Linked DNA regions of Homo sapiens: region 1 is linked to region 2. The links are chromatin contacts, found by Hi-C or POLR2A ChIA-PET in ENCODE. All regions are on one chromosome and are shown on one strand. Each heading gives the region's core, a stretch centred on a gene start or an enhancer-like site at or near the end of the contact. The rest is flanking DNA. Distances are from core to core; before and after follow the strand shown. Region 1 overlaps NTN5 (netrin 5). Region 2 holds the start of HSD17B14 (hydroxysteroid 17-beta dehydrogenase 14).

What was found. Hi-C counts contacts between places; a loop is a spot of excess contacts on that map. ChIA-PET counts read pairs that join two places held with the same protein, here RNA polymerase II (POLR2A). Pooled maps may share reads with other maps.
Region 1: a loop to region 2 is called in a map of body of pancreas, with 3 times the contacts of the local background. The contact joins the enhancer-like site here to the promoter of HSD17B14 in region 2. A Hi-C loop is called at or near these places in 79 of 168 maps with a recorded cell type or tissue (A673, B cell, CD14-positive monocyte and 45 more), 37 of 37 single-sample maps with no recorded cell type and 49 of 50 pooled maps. POLR2A ChIA-PET finds 5 or more read pairs at or near these places in 14 of 52 experiments (A549, AG04450, B cell and 11 more).

The regions. Positions count from the first base shown.
Region 1 is chr19:48,656,328-48,663,258 of GRCh38, forward strand. NTN5 (netrin 5) reads right to left here. Exons shown (of 7, transcript NM_145807.4): 7 at 5,080-5,714. The coding sequence ends at 5,350. It also overlaps the pseudogene SEC1P. Among named protein-coding and RNA genes, the nearest start is that of NTN5, 13 kb to the right of the region's middle. Within about 2 kb of position 4,649, at least 33 of the 41 ENCODE cell types and tissues checked have a DNase peak (open chromatin) inside an H3K27ac peak, as active enhancers do; they include A673, B cell, CD14-positive monocyte and 19 more, where a contact is called at or near this core.
Region 2 is chr19:48,834,385-48,841,548 of GRCh38, forward strand. It overlaps HSD17B14 (hydroxysteroid 17-beta dehydrogenase 14), which reads right to left and starts at 2,107. Exons shown (of 9, transcript NM_016246.3): 1 at 1,940-2,107; 2 at 1,421-1,459. The coding sequence starts at 2,027. It overlaps PLEKHA4 (pleckstrin homology domain containing A4), which reads right to left. Exons shown (of 20, transcript NM_020904.3): 17 at 6,765-6,926; 18 at 4,821-4,879; 19 at 3,633-3,745; 20 at 2,713-3,167. The coding sequence ends at 2,905. RefSeq lists silencers at 3,015-3,084, 4,474-4,674.

The DNA of each region.
Region 1 (6,931 bases), core at 3,399-5,898, 180 kb before region 2:
ATTATAGATGAGAAAACTGAGCGATGTGGCTCAGCAGGGCTGGGATTTGTGGTTTTGTTGTTTGTTTTTTGTTTTTTTTTTTTTTGAGATGGGGTCTCGCTGTGTTGCCCAAGCTGGAGAGCAGTGGCATGATCTCGGCTCACTGCAACCTCCACCTCCTCGATCCAAGCGATTCTCCTGCCTCAGCCTCCCGAGTAGCTGGGATTACAGGTGTGCACCACCGGGCCTGGCTAATTTTGGGGGGATTTTTTTGTTTTTGTTTTGTTTTGTTTTTTTCTGTTTTTTGTTTGTTTGTTTTGGCTTTTTGTTTGTTTTTTTCTGTCTAGCGGAGGTTGCAGTGAGCCGAGATCATGCCACTATACTCCAGCCTGGGCAACAGAGCGAGAATGTCTCAAAACAAACAAACAAACAAGAGACCTTGAGATGGGGAAGAGATTATTCTGGATTATCTGGGTGGCCCCATCTCCCATCCAAGAACTAACAGGGTCTGACCCTGCTTAGCTTCTGAGATCAGACAAGATCGGGTTCATTCAGGGTGGTATGGCGGTAGACCGGGTGCCCCTCGTCTAATTACAGGAGTCCTTAAAAGCAGAGAACCTTTCCCAGCCATGGTCAGAAAGAGATGTGAGGATAGAAGAGGCAGGAAAAATCTGAAATGTGAAAGGGACTCGACCTGTCGTGGTTGGCCGTGAAGATGGAAAAAGGGGTCATGAATCAGGCAATGTGGGTGGCCTCTAGAAACTGGGAATAGAAAGGAAACAGATTCTCTCTTAGAGGCTCCAGATGGAATGCAGCCTCGTTAGCACCTTGATTTTAGCCCAGTGAAACCCATGTGAGGCTTTTGATCTGTAGCGTGTAAGATGATAAATTTGTGTTGTTTCAGCTGCTGAGTTTATGGTAATTTGTTATGGCAGTAACAGGAAAGGAATTCGACAGTTCTCTGTTACTGAGCACGTGAGGGAATTCTACGTCCCCACCTTCATACAACTGAGTGGAACCACATGAGTAATCCCGATGAATGAGCTGTGATTGGAAGGGCCGGGAGTCGTTCCTGGACCAAAGCTGTTTTGCTTGCATAAGACCATTCAGTGCTTTTCCTCTTTCCTTGTCTCAGTGATCAAGGATGCCCTGGGTTACGGGTGGTGCTACAAGGTGGTGAACATCTCTCAGCCTGGGTCCTTGACTGTGTGGAAAACCAACCTTTGCCAACTTGCATGGAACATGTATATGAACAAGAAAGAAACTTTGTGTTTTCTTTTTCTTTTTCTTTTCTTTCTTTCTTCTTCTTCTTTTTTTTTTTTTTTTTTTTTTGAGACAAGGTCTTGCTCTGTCAACCAGTTTGGAGTATTGTGGCCCAATCATAGTTCCCTGCAGTCTGGACCTCCTGGACTCAAACAATTCTCCTGCCTCAGCCTCCCAAGTATGAGGACTACAGGCAGGCACACACCACAATGCCCAGCTAATTTTTGTATTTTTTGTAGAGATGGAGTATCACCATGGTGCCCACGCTGGTCTAGACCTGGGCTCAAGTGATCACCAGCCTCAGCCTCCTAAAGTGCTGAGATTACAGGCATGAGCCACCACACCCAGCCAGAACTCAATAAACTCCATAGAGCCAACAGAGCTAGCCTAAGCTGCCTAATGGAAGGTCTCAATGAAGTAAGGAAACTGGCTTGCCATAACATGAAAAGGTGTGTTCCAGGAAGAGAACAGCAAGTGCAAAGGTCCTGGAGCAGAGTGTGCTTTTTTTTTTCCTTTGAGACGGAGTCTTGCTCTATTGCCCAGGCTGGAGTGCAGTGGTGTGATCTCAGCTCACTGCAAGCCCCACCTCCCTGGTTCACGCCATTCTCCTGCCTCAGCCTCCAGAGTAGCTGGGACTACAGGCGCCCATCACCACGCCCAGCTAATTTTTTTGTATTTTTAGTAGAGACAGGGTTTCACCGTGTTAGCCAGGATGGTCTCGATCTCCTGACCTCATGATCTGCCCGCCTCGGCCTCCCAAAGTGCTGGGATTACAGGCGTGAGCCACCGTGCCCAGCAAGTGTGCTTTGTTTTTAAAGGAATAGGAAGAAGACCAGTGTGGCTGCAGTGATGTGAATGAGGAAGACTTATAAGAGGTGAGGTCGGTGATGTGGTGGAGGTAGATCATGCAGGGCTTTGTGGGGCAGGGCAGGGACTTTGGGTTTTATTTTGAGAGTGATGGGAAGCCATTCAAGAGTTTATTTTTTGTGTTTTGTTTTTTGTTTTTTTCTGCATTAAAAAATGCAGAAGAAAAAAAAGAGTTTATTTTTAGCGATGGGGTCTCACTCTGTTGCCCAGGTTGGAGTGCGGTGCCACGATCATAGCTCACTGCAGCCTCCGACTCCTGGATTCAAGCAATCCTCTGCCTCAGCCTCCCAAGTAGCTGGGACTACAGGTATGCACCACCATGTCCAGCTAATTTTTTTTTTTTTTTTGTAGAGATGGGGTTTTGCTATGTTACCACGTTTGCTGGTCTTGAACTCCTGGCTTCAAGTGATTCCCACCTCAGCTTCCCAAAGTGCTGGGGTTACCGGCATGAGCCACCATGTCTGTCCTGACATGATTTAAAGTGATCATCCTGGCTTCCATGTGAAGAAGACTTTCAGGGGGTAGTGATGAGAGTAGTGTGGGGACTATTGTAATAATCCGGACGAGCAGTGATGGTGGTTTGGACAAAGGTGGTAGCAACAGAGATGGTAAAAATGGTTGAATTATGGGAGATATTTTGTGGATGTGGACAGGATTTGCTCATGGATTGGATATGAAGGTGGAGTATGGGGGCAGTGAATGCCCAACTGAATTGGCTTCAAGAGAGGATGAAAATAACAAAGATAAGGAATATAGTTTTTCTGGAACAGAGGACCCTTCTTAGAAAATTCCTTGGCCGGGCGCGGCGGCTCACGCCTGTAATCCCAGCACTTTGGGAGGCTGAGGCGGGTGGATCACCTGAGGTCAGGAGTTCGAGACCAGCCTGGCCAACATGGGGAAACCCGTCTCTACTAAAAATACAAAAATTAGCCGAGCATGGTGGCTCGTGCCTGTGATCCCAGCTACTCAGGAGACTGAGGCAGGAGAATCGCTTGAACCTGGGAGGCGGAGACTGCAGTGAGCCAAGATCACTCCACTGCACTCCAGCCTGGGTGACACAGTGAGACTCCATCTCAGAAAAAAAAAAAAAAAAGAAAGAAAGAAAAGAAAGAAAAGAAAAGAAAAGAAAATCCCTTAAGACTGGTCGCAGTTGCTCATGCCTGTAATCCCAACGCTTTGGGAGGCTGAGGCAGGAGGATTGCTTGAGCTCAGGGGGTCGAGACCAGCCTGGGCATCATAGTGAGACCCCATCTCTACTAAAAAAGAAAAGAAAAGAAAATCCCTTAAAAGACTCCTACTTCAGAGATGACCCCACCCTGGGTTCATCGGGAGGCTAAGGGCAGGTTCTCCCAGATTATGTAACATTTTATTGGTGGCATGGGGGTCAAATAGTCTCCCTGGAGGCAATTTCTTGCCTTTTTCCATCTAACCAAGAGCAAACCCAGAACGTTTGCTGGAAGGCACCTTTCTCCCTACCTGGTATCCTGTGACATCATGGCATATCCTGACTCCCCATTGGCTGAGAGGCCCAGCTTTCTCTCAGAGAAGGAAATTATTAGGCAACACAAATCTGACTAGCACCCAGTTACATCATAGGAGTGTGCTTATTGTATTGGCCACTTTGTTCCAGGTCCAAATGGACCTCAGGACAGCGCGGTGGCTCACGCCTATAAACCCACCACTTTGGCAGGCCAAGGTGGAAGGATCACTTGAGCCCAGGAGTTCGAGACCAGCCTGGGCAACATAGCGAGACCTCGTCTCTACCAACAACAAAATTAGCCAGGCATGGTGGCCTGCGCCTGTGGTCCCGGCTACTTGAGAGGCTGAGGTGGGAGGATTGCTTGAGCCCAGTAGGTCAAGGCTGCAGTGAGCTACCATAGAGCCACTGCACTCCAGCCTGGGCAACAGAGTGAGACCCAGTCTCAAAAAACTAAATAATTAAAATAAAATAAAATAAAAAATTTTGGCTGGGCACAGTGGCTTATGCCTGTAATCCCAGCACTTTGGGAGGCCTAGGTGGGCGGATCACCTGAGGTCAGGAGTTCGAGACCAGCCTGAGCAATGTGGTGAAACCCCATCTCTACTAAAAATACAAAATTAGCCAGGCGTGGTGGCACGCACCTGTAGTCCCAGCTATTTGGGAGGCTGAGGCAGGAGAACTGCTTGAACCGGGGAGGTGGAGGTTGCAGTGAGCCGAGATCATGCCATTGCACTCCAGCCTGGGCAACAAGAGCAAAACTCCATCTCAAAAAAATAAGTAAGTAAATATAACTATAAATAAAATAATTTTTTTAAAAAAGAGTTAGAAACAAACAAATGGACCTTAAATCACATCCCTTCCTCTAAGACTCCCTGAGTACCCCCTCAGTGACTCTCCTGAAAAGATCACCCAAATTTGAGATTATGTTGTTTGCTGTGGGTGCAGGGGCAGGGGTCAGGGTGGCAAGGAAGGTCCCAGGCTGTGGCAACCTTCCATTCCGTGGTACTTACCGCTTCCTGCCTTTTGCGCCCCTCCCCTCTGGCGTGCAGGCCAATTGTTGAGTGGGAATACAATTCTGCTTAGCACCAAGTTATGTCATACCACTCTGTGGCTTCCGATTGGCTATTCTTTCAAAAATGAGTCACTCAAAGTATCTCAATTCCTTTCTCAGAGCCTATCCTGAGGCCCATCAGAAACCAACAGTTCCTACGTCTGGAATTTTCTAGAAATCTGGAACTGCTGTCCCTCCCTTTGTGAGATTTCCCGCCTTTTCCAACCAAGCCCCGCCCATTGGCCTTCGGCCTATCGTCAGGCAACACCAATCTGACTAGCACCCAATGACGTCATAAGAGCGTTCTTATTGGATTGGCCACTTTGTCAGGGTCCCGTTGTGCTGTGGTCCTAACTTCAGCTCCGCGTATTGATTCAAGGCCTTGTTCGCTTCCCTCTAGAGAGTGTGCCAGCATCGATCAGGGGTCTGTAGACAAAAATTCCCAAAGATTTGAGACTTTATTGGGGGAAACAGATCACTGGCGGGGAATAAGCCACAGGCCAAAGGAGGAAATGTTGGGACCAGAAGTCCCGCTTGCCGCCTTTTGCTAAAAGTTCCGCACGCCTGCTCGGCGTGGGCGCAAGCATAGTGTCGTCGGGGCTCTGCGACGTCTGATTGGCTCTCTGCAGTGCACCGTCGAGGTAGAAGGCTCAGCTCCTAGTCGCTCCCAAATTACTTTGTTGGTGCTCGAGGCAGCCCCATCTCACGTCTAGTGCTCCGGCCTGGGACTGGGTGTGGGTGCCCGCACGCCGCGGCAGCCTCCGGCGCGCTCCTCCTGCTGCAGCCGCTTCAGGGGCCGGGCCCAGCGCGGCCTCCATGGCAGCGCGAGGCCGTGGCGGTCGAGGATGAGGCGCGTGGGGTCGGGGTCGCCCACGGCGCTGCCCAGCAGCAGGTAGTCGGTGCCTGGCTGCAGGCGCAGGCAGCCGCAGGTCAGGTCGGCGCGGGGCACCCAGGCGTCCTGGTCGCCGCGTCGCACGGGCTGCGCCCGCTGCTTGTAAACGGCCAGCACGCGCACGGCCAGCCGCTGCCATGCCGGGCCCGCCGCCTCGGACGCTAGCACCTGCGCGCGGAGAACTGTGGGGAGGGGAGATGTCAGCCCAGGTCGTGGGGAGCTTCCAGGGTACCTCTGGGTCCCGTGGGGTCAGTCACAGTGGGCAGGAGCCCGAGACCGGTGGGTGGGCTTCTGGTATCGCAGTGGGGAGAGAAACCTTGAACCTTGGAGAGTTTGACCCTAAATCGTGAGGGGTAGAGCCTGCTGGAGGAAACATCTTTGAGATAAGGAGTTAAACTATAGTAGGTGGGGCTGGGGACAGGGCAGAAGAGGCAGGTCCAGGGTCTCTAATGCAGTGGAGTCAGAAGGTATCAATGGTGGAATTCTTGGGAAGGAGGGGTCACATTGCCGGGGGAGGGGCTCTGGGATAAATTTCGAGGACCAGAAGAAGGAAGAGACTGGTCCCTGGAATGTGAGGGCTGAGGTCATACTGATAGTGATTCAGAAAAACATAAATTTTTTTTTTGAGACGGAATCTTACTCTATTGCCCAGTCTGGAGTGCAGTGGTGTGATCTCAACTCACTGCAGCCTCTGCCTCCCAGGTTGAAGTGATTCTTGTGCCTCAGCTGGGTTTACAGGATCCTGCCACCACGCCTGGCTAATTTTTGTATTTTTAGTAGAGATGGAGTTTCACCATGTTGGCCAGGCTGGTCTCGAACTCCTGACCTCAAGTGATCCGCCCACCTCGGCCCCCACAAAGTGCTGGGATTATTAGCATGAGCCACCGCGCCCGGCCAGAAAAATGCACTTTCTGAGAGGCTGGGTGGGACTCTGACTAGCCAGCTGGGTCTGCGGGGCAGGAGATCCCTGTGGAAGGTGGGGAAAATCTTTCCACCTGTGAAGGCCTAGAACACTAGTGACCAGATGAGGTTCCTGAGGGAGAAGTCTGCGGTCCTATACATTGAGAGAAATAGCTGGCGTTGGTCTAGATTTGTTGGCTGGGCCGAACTCCTGAGTGTCTTAAGAGAGCTGAATAGCCTGAGGTCATAGACCCCAAGGTCATGGAGCAGGTGTGGACTGGGGATTAGGGAACCGTGGGACAAGTCTTTATGGGAAGTGGGGCTAAGGCTCAAATATCTGGGACCATGAAGGGAAGCAGAAAGGGTCTCTGAGATAGGGAGGACAGGGCAAGAGTTCATTCCACTCAACCAGTTCCCCTATCTCTTCCATCCCTCAGAGATGTCAGGCTGAAGGAGATGATGAAACTCTGTAAGCCGAAGAACATGGGGAAAGAGGAGA
Region 2 (7,164 bases), core at 857-3,356:
TGGACCCCTGGGTCTCAGGGAGGAGGGGTTGGGGACTTGGACTCCTGGGTCTGAGGGAGGAGGTGCTGGGGGCCTGGACTCCTGGGTCTGAGGGAGGAGGGGCTGAGGTCTGGACTCCTGGGTCTGAGGAAGTAGGGCCTGGGGGCCTGGACTCCTGGGTCTGAGGGAGGAAGGGCTGGGAGCCTGGACTCCTGGGTCCGAGGAAGTAGGGCCTGGGGGCCTGGACTCCTGGGTCTGAGGGAGGAAGGGCTGGGAGCCTGGACTCCTGGGTCCGAGGAAGTAGGGCCTGGGGGCCTGGACTCCTGGGTCTGAGGGAGGAAGGGCTGGGAGCCTGGACTCCTGGGTCTGAGGGAGGAGGGGCTGGGAGCCTGGACTCCTGGGTCTGAGGGAGGAGGGGCTGGGAGCCTGGACTCCTGGGTCTGAGGGAGGAGGGGCTGGGGGCCTGGACTCCTGGGTCTGAGGGAGGAGGGGCTGAGGTCTGGACTCCTGGGTCCGAGGAAGTAGGGCCTGGGGGCCTGGACTCCTGGGTCTGAGGGAGGAAGGGCTGGGAGCCTGGACTCCTGGGTCTGAGGGAGGAGGGGCTGGGGGCCTGGACTCCTGGGTCTGAGGGAGGAGGGGCTGAGGTCTGGACTCCTGGGTCCGAGGAAGTAGGGCCTGGGGGCCTGGACTCCTGGGTCTGAGGGAGGAGGTGCTGGGAGCCTGGACTCCTGGGTCTGAGGGAGGAGGGGCTGGGGGCCTGGACTCCTGGGTCTGAGGGAGGAGGGGCTGAGGTCTGGACTCCTGGGTCCGAGGAAGTAGGGCCTGGGGGCCTGGACTCCTGGGTCTGAGGGAGGAGGTGCTGGGAGCCTGGACTCCTGGGTCTGAGGGAGGAGGGGCTGGGGGCCTGGACTCCTGGGTCTGAGGGAGGAGGGGATGGGGGCCTGGACTCCTGGGTCTGAGGGAGGAGGGGCTGGGAGCCTGGACTCCTGGGTCTGAGGGAGGAGGGGCTGAGGTCTGGACTCCTGGGTCTGAGAAAGTAGGGCCTGGGGGCCTGGACTCCTGGGTCTGAGGGAGGAGGTGCCAGAGCCTGGACTCCTGGGTCTGAGGGAAGAGGGGCTGGGAGCCTGGACCCCTGGGTCTGAAGGAGGAGGGGTTGGGGACTTGGATTCCTGGGTCTGAGGGAGGAGGTGCCGGAGCCTGGACTTCTGGGTCTGAGGGAGGAGGGGCTGGGGACCTGGACTCCTGGGTCTGAGGGCAGAGGGGCTGGGGGCCTGGACTCCTAGGTCTGAGGGAGGAGGGGCTGAGGTCTGGACTCCTGGGTCTGAGGAAGTAGGGCCTGGGGGCCTGGACTCCGGGGTCTGAGGGAGGAGGTGCTAGGGGTCTGGACCTCTGGGTCTGAGGGAGGAAGGGCCAAGGTGAGGGCTGAGGGACCGTCACTCACCATCCTTGTCGCAGATAACCACTCGGGCCCCGCTGTTCACTGAGAATAGGAAGGGAACAGGTTACTCTCCGAGCCTTGGTTAAAGCCTCTGCCGCCCTCTTGTGGCCACCTGGATTGGGGCTGATCTCCCTCTCCCCTCGTGACCCCAGTCTCATGATCACCCATAGGACAGAGGGCAGACGCCTTGACACATACTCTCCTTGCCTTGTTTCTGCTGAGGCTCCTGAACCCCCGTTCGTGGCTTCCGGAGCAAACTCCACGACTGACAGAGCCATTCCTCAAACCACTGGTTTTGTAGCTACACCAACAGACCCAGAGAAAGGGGCCACTGCCTTCGGAGACCCTGCCAGACTCAGCCCTAGCCTACAGCGCCACACGCTTACTTTAGCCTGCAAATTGGCTTTTATAATATCAGAATCCTGGCTGCAGTACTGGAGTCCCTATTTTCCGCCCCCATCACCCCGCCCCCATCCTTCCTTTCTCACACTCCACAGCTCCCAGCAGTCAGACCCGGCTCACCGAAGGCGCGCACGATCCCAGCTCCGATGCCGCGCCCGCCCCCGGTCACGACCACCACCTTCCCGGCATAGCGCGTTCCCGTAGCCATCCCGTGTACGTCGGTCTCTCTCTCTCTCTACTCTGGGCCTCTTTCACCTCCAAAGCCCCGTGAGGCCGTCGCATCAAATCCTCAATAGAGGCTGGATCCTGGAAGTCCGGCCTCGGGGGGCGTTGCCAGGAAGGCTAGAGACCTGGAAGTTTGTCCCCAGCCCCTCCTCCCTCAGACACTCCTCTCTTCCCACAGACCCAGGAATCCAGGAGCCCCAGTCCCTCCTCCCACAGACCCAGGAATCCAGAAGCCTCAGTCCCTCCTCCCTCAGACTCGGGAGTCCAGGCCCCCAGCCCCTCCTCCCTCAGACTCGGGAGTCCAGCCTCCCAGCCCCTCCTCCCTCAGACCCGGGAGTCCAGCCTCCCAGCCCCTCCTCCCTCAGACCCAGGAGTCAGGGTCCCAGCCCCTCCTCCCTCAGACCCGGGAGTCCAGCCTCCCAGTCCCTCCTCCCTCAGACCCAGGAGTCAGGGTCCCACCCCTTCCTCCCTCAGACCCGGGAATCCTGGCCCAGCCCCCTCCACTCTCAGACCGAGGGATCAGGTTCTCTATCCCTTCTTCCCAGAGACCTATAAGTCCAAGCCCCCTGTCCCTTCCTCTCTCAGGACCCAGGAGTCCACGACTCCAGCTCTGCCCCTCAGAGACACCAGTGCCACAACCCCAGACAGACAGAAAGAAAGCTATTGACTAAAAGTTCAAAGTTTTAATCCAAATTTAGACAGTGTTGAGAAAACCAAACTTTGGCCATAGAAACCATTCCCCTCCCGGGCCCGCAATGGGGACCAGACCACGCCCCCTGATGCCCTGAGTGGTCCCAGATCTCCGGCGGTACCTCCAGACCACGTCCTCGCGCTCCGATTGGCTGCCGCTTTTGGGCGGATTAGAAGCTGGATTGTAGCAGAGTGACTCGCAGAGGCCATGCCCCCTCGTCTTGTGGCAGGACCGGAGGGGCGATCCCGGCATCCCACGCGGGCCCCCAGGGGGTGGGACCTCCTCCACGCCCACTCCCTCGGCGAGAGAACCCCGTGGAACCCGAATTAGCCACCGGGGGAGATCTGGGGGGAGGGGTCTCCTGGCGCGTGGGGTCCGAAGGAGGCAGCGGCACACCGGGAAGAGGGTCTCCCTGGGAGTCCAAATTTCCACCTGGAGAGGATGAGTGGGACATGAGAATGGCAAACCTCAGCGCTAGGACCCCGGATTCCCAGCCCCTCCTCCCTCAGACCCAGGACTCCGGATTCCCAGCCCCTCCTCCATCAGACCCAGGAGTCCAGGCCCCCAGCCCCTCCTCCCTCAGACCCAGGAGTCCAGGCCCCCAGCCCCTCCTCCCTCAGATCCAGGAGTCTGGATACGCCAGTCCAGTCCTCTTTGAGACTCAGTTGTCGGCCCTCTCCCCGCCCCCTGACCTCTTCCTCCCCTCCTCCCAAGTGTCCCGGACCCCAGTCACCTCTTGCCTGAGACCTAAAACTCCCAAACCCTGCCCAACTCTTTACTCACCAAGATAAAAAATTCTCACCGGCCCCCAGACCCCTCCTCTCCAGGACCTGGGATTCCAGGTCTCCAGCTCTCTCCTCCCTAAAACCCAGAAGTCCAACATCCCCAGCCAGTCACCTGTCATCATTCTGTGCCACTGCGACGCCTCAGTAGCCAGGGCTTGGGAGAGGCTGAGAACCCGCTCCCGGTGACCTTCGGAAGTCGGCAAGTAAGGGGTGGTGTTCCTTGGACTAGAAAAAAAAAGAAGATTGGGGGTGGGGGTGTGTACATGGGGGAGAGGTGGGGGATGGTTAATTGGTACAAAAAGAAAAGGATGAATAAGACCTACTATTAGATAGCACAACAGAATGACTATAGTCAATAATAATTTAATTGTACATTTTTAAATAAATTAAAGGGTGTAACTAGATTGTTTATACATCAAAGGGTAAATCCTTGAAAGGGGATGGATACCCTATTCCCGATGATGTGCTTATTTCACATTGCCTGCCTGTATCAAAACATCTCAATTATCTCGTAAATATATGTATACCTAGTATGTACCAACAAAAATTAAAAATTAAAAAAAAAAAAAAAAAAGCAGGCCAGGTGCGACAGCTTATCCCTGTAATCCCAGCACCTTGGGAGGCCGAGGCGGGCGGATCACTTGAGGTCAGGAGTTCGAGACCACCCTGGCCAACATGGTGAAACCCAGTCTCTACCAAAAAATACAAAAAAGTTAGCCAGGCATGGTGGTGGGTGCCTGTAATTCCAGCTACTAGGGAGGCTGAGGAAGGAGAATCATTTGAACCCAGAAGGCGGAGGTTGCAGTGAACTGAGATCACGCCATTGCACTCCAGCCTGGGAGACAGAGCAAGACTCCGTCTCAAAAAAAAAAAAAAAGTAAAAAATAAAAATAAAAATAAAAAATAAACAGCTGGCACAGTGGGGACCCGGGTACCGCACGTGCCTTTCTGGGAGTTGTAGTTCCTAGCACGTGTCTCTAAAATACGTTAAACATGGCACCGCCCTCATACCGCCCACATGCATTACGGGATTTGTAGTCCACTCGCGCGTCACTATCACCCAATTTCCTTGATGCAGAAGTAGGATCTGCTATTGACCAAGGGAATTTGAGGAACTAAAGATATCACTACGGATCTAGGGCTTTCTGGTTTTGTTGCAGATGCCCCGGGAACTTAAGCATCTCTAGAAGGGTTGCGATTTGTACTTCCATATTCAGGAGACTTTAATAATAATGCTACTCCCCTTTGCTTTTGCAAATTTTTTTTTCCTGCTCCCTTGATACGCCCTCCAGTTCCTTACCTACTCCAGGACCCAGAGCTTCTGAGCCATTTCTGGGCTCCCGAGTGTCCTACGACAGGCTGGAAAGGAATTGGGGCATTAGAACTCCTCACCTGGAAGCCCCACGTTCTCATTTTGAGGGTGAAGTGAAGGGGGCTCCAAAAGAGAATGAAATTGCCCAAAAACACTGGCAATGTTTTGTTTTGTTTTTCCTATGCTTCTGTAGGCACTGAATTTTTAAAAATTAATTTATTTTATTTATTCATTTTTTAGAAAGGATGGAGTACAGTGGTGTGATCATAACTCACTGTAGTCTCGACTTCCCAGGCTTGGACTAATCCTGCTTCAGCCTCCTGAGTAAATAGAACTACAGGCTCGCACCACCATGCCTGGCTAATTATTTTTATTTTTATTTTTAGTAGAGACAGAGTCTTGCTATGTTGCCCAGGCTGGTCTCTTACTCCTGCCTCGGCCTCCCAAAGTACTGGTATTACAGGGGTGAGCCATAGCACCCAGTGACTGACAATGTTTAACTTTACCTGTGTTCCTATAAAGCAGCACATGAGTTCAGAAATCCCACCTCCACCACCACCACCTGTGACTTGTCTAAATCCTTTCTATAAAAGTCTAAGGGGCCGGGTCTGGTGGCTCACACCTGTAATCCCAGCACTTTGGGAGGCCGAGGTGAGCAGATCACTTGAGGTCAGGAGTTTAAGAACAGCCTGGTCAATATGGTGTAAACCCCGTCTCTACTAAAAATACAAAAAAAAAAAAATTAGCAGGGTGTGGTGGCATGGGCCTGTAATCCCAGCCACTTGGGAGGCTAAGGCAGGAGAATCGTTTGAACCTGGGAGACAGGGGTCGCAGTGAGTCGAGATTCCACCACTATACTCCATCATGGGCAACAAAGGGAGACTCTGTCTCAAAAAAAGAAAAAAAAAATCTAAGGGGAGGTTAGGTGCAGTAGCTCACACCTATATTCTTAGCACCTCCTTCCAAGGCAGGAGGATCACTTGAGCTCAGGAGCTCGACACCAGCCTGGCCAACGTGGTAAAAATCTGTCTCTACTAAAAATACAAAAATTGGCTGGATGTAGTGGCATATCCCTGTAGTCCTAGCTACTCGGGAGGCTGAGGCATGAAAATCACTTGAACCCAGGAGGTGGAGGTTGCAGTGAGTGGAGATCGCACCACTGCACTCTAGCCTGGGCGACCTTGTCCCTGAAAAAAAAAGAAAACATCTTTTTTTTTTTTTTTTTTGAGACAGAGTTTCACTCTTGTTGCTCAAGCTGGAGTGCAATGGCAAAATCTTAGCTCACCACAACCTCCACCTCCTGGGTTCAAGCGATTCTCCTGCCTCAGCCTCCCAAGGAGCTGGGATTACAGACATGTGCTACCATGCCCAGCTAATTTTCTATTTTTAGTAGAGACGGGGTTTCTCCATGTTGGTCAGGCTGGTCTTGAACTCCCGACCTCAGGTGATCCGCCCTCCTTGGCCTCCCAAATTGCTGGGATTACAGGCGTGAGCCACCATGCCCGGCCGAAAAAGGAAAACGTCTAAGGGGAAACCATCCTGAGATATCTGAGACACTCTGATGTTCAGATCTGGGACGTTCTTCCTATTGAAAGGGCATGAATAAAATCAATTTTCTTCCTGGCTTACATTTTCTTTTTTGCTTTCTTGCTATTGACAACACATAGCAACTGAGAAGAAAAACTAGGCTTCCAATCCAGATGTGTGACCCCCGCCCCCACCCACTGTCCTCCCCTCACTGCCACTCCTGTCCACCCACCACTATCCAGGCGAGGAAGCTGACTCTAGCACAAGTACAAACTGGGGTAAATTCGGAAATCCAGTTTGGAGGAAGGAGGTAGTGATTATCTCCATTTTACAGAAAGGGACTCAAAGTAGGCGAAGAGGACCTACTACCACCCCACCGCCCAGCCCCAGCCCTCCTCCCCTCACCCTTTGCTCCACGTCAGGCTGGCGTCTGGCTGGGGACAGTGTCCTTCCCAGGGTGAGAAGCCGGGGGGAGGTCGGGCGAGGGAAGGGCCGTCCACATTCCTGGTTTCTGCGCATCCGCTCCAGCTGCTCCTGGGCACTCATCCGGGGCCGGGCCACCGGGGCCTAGGGAGGCGAGAAACGTCCCAAGACCCAACCTTTAGGCCAGGCACAGTGGCTCGTGTAATCCCAGCACTTTTGGGAGGCTGAGTAGAGAGGATCACTTGAGGTCAGGAGTTGAAGACCAGCCTGGCCAACTTGGCGAAATACCATCTCTACTAAAAATACAAAAATTAGCTGGGCGTGGTGGCAGGCACCTGTAATCCTAATTACTCAGGAGGCTGAGGCAGGAGAATTGTTTGAA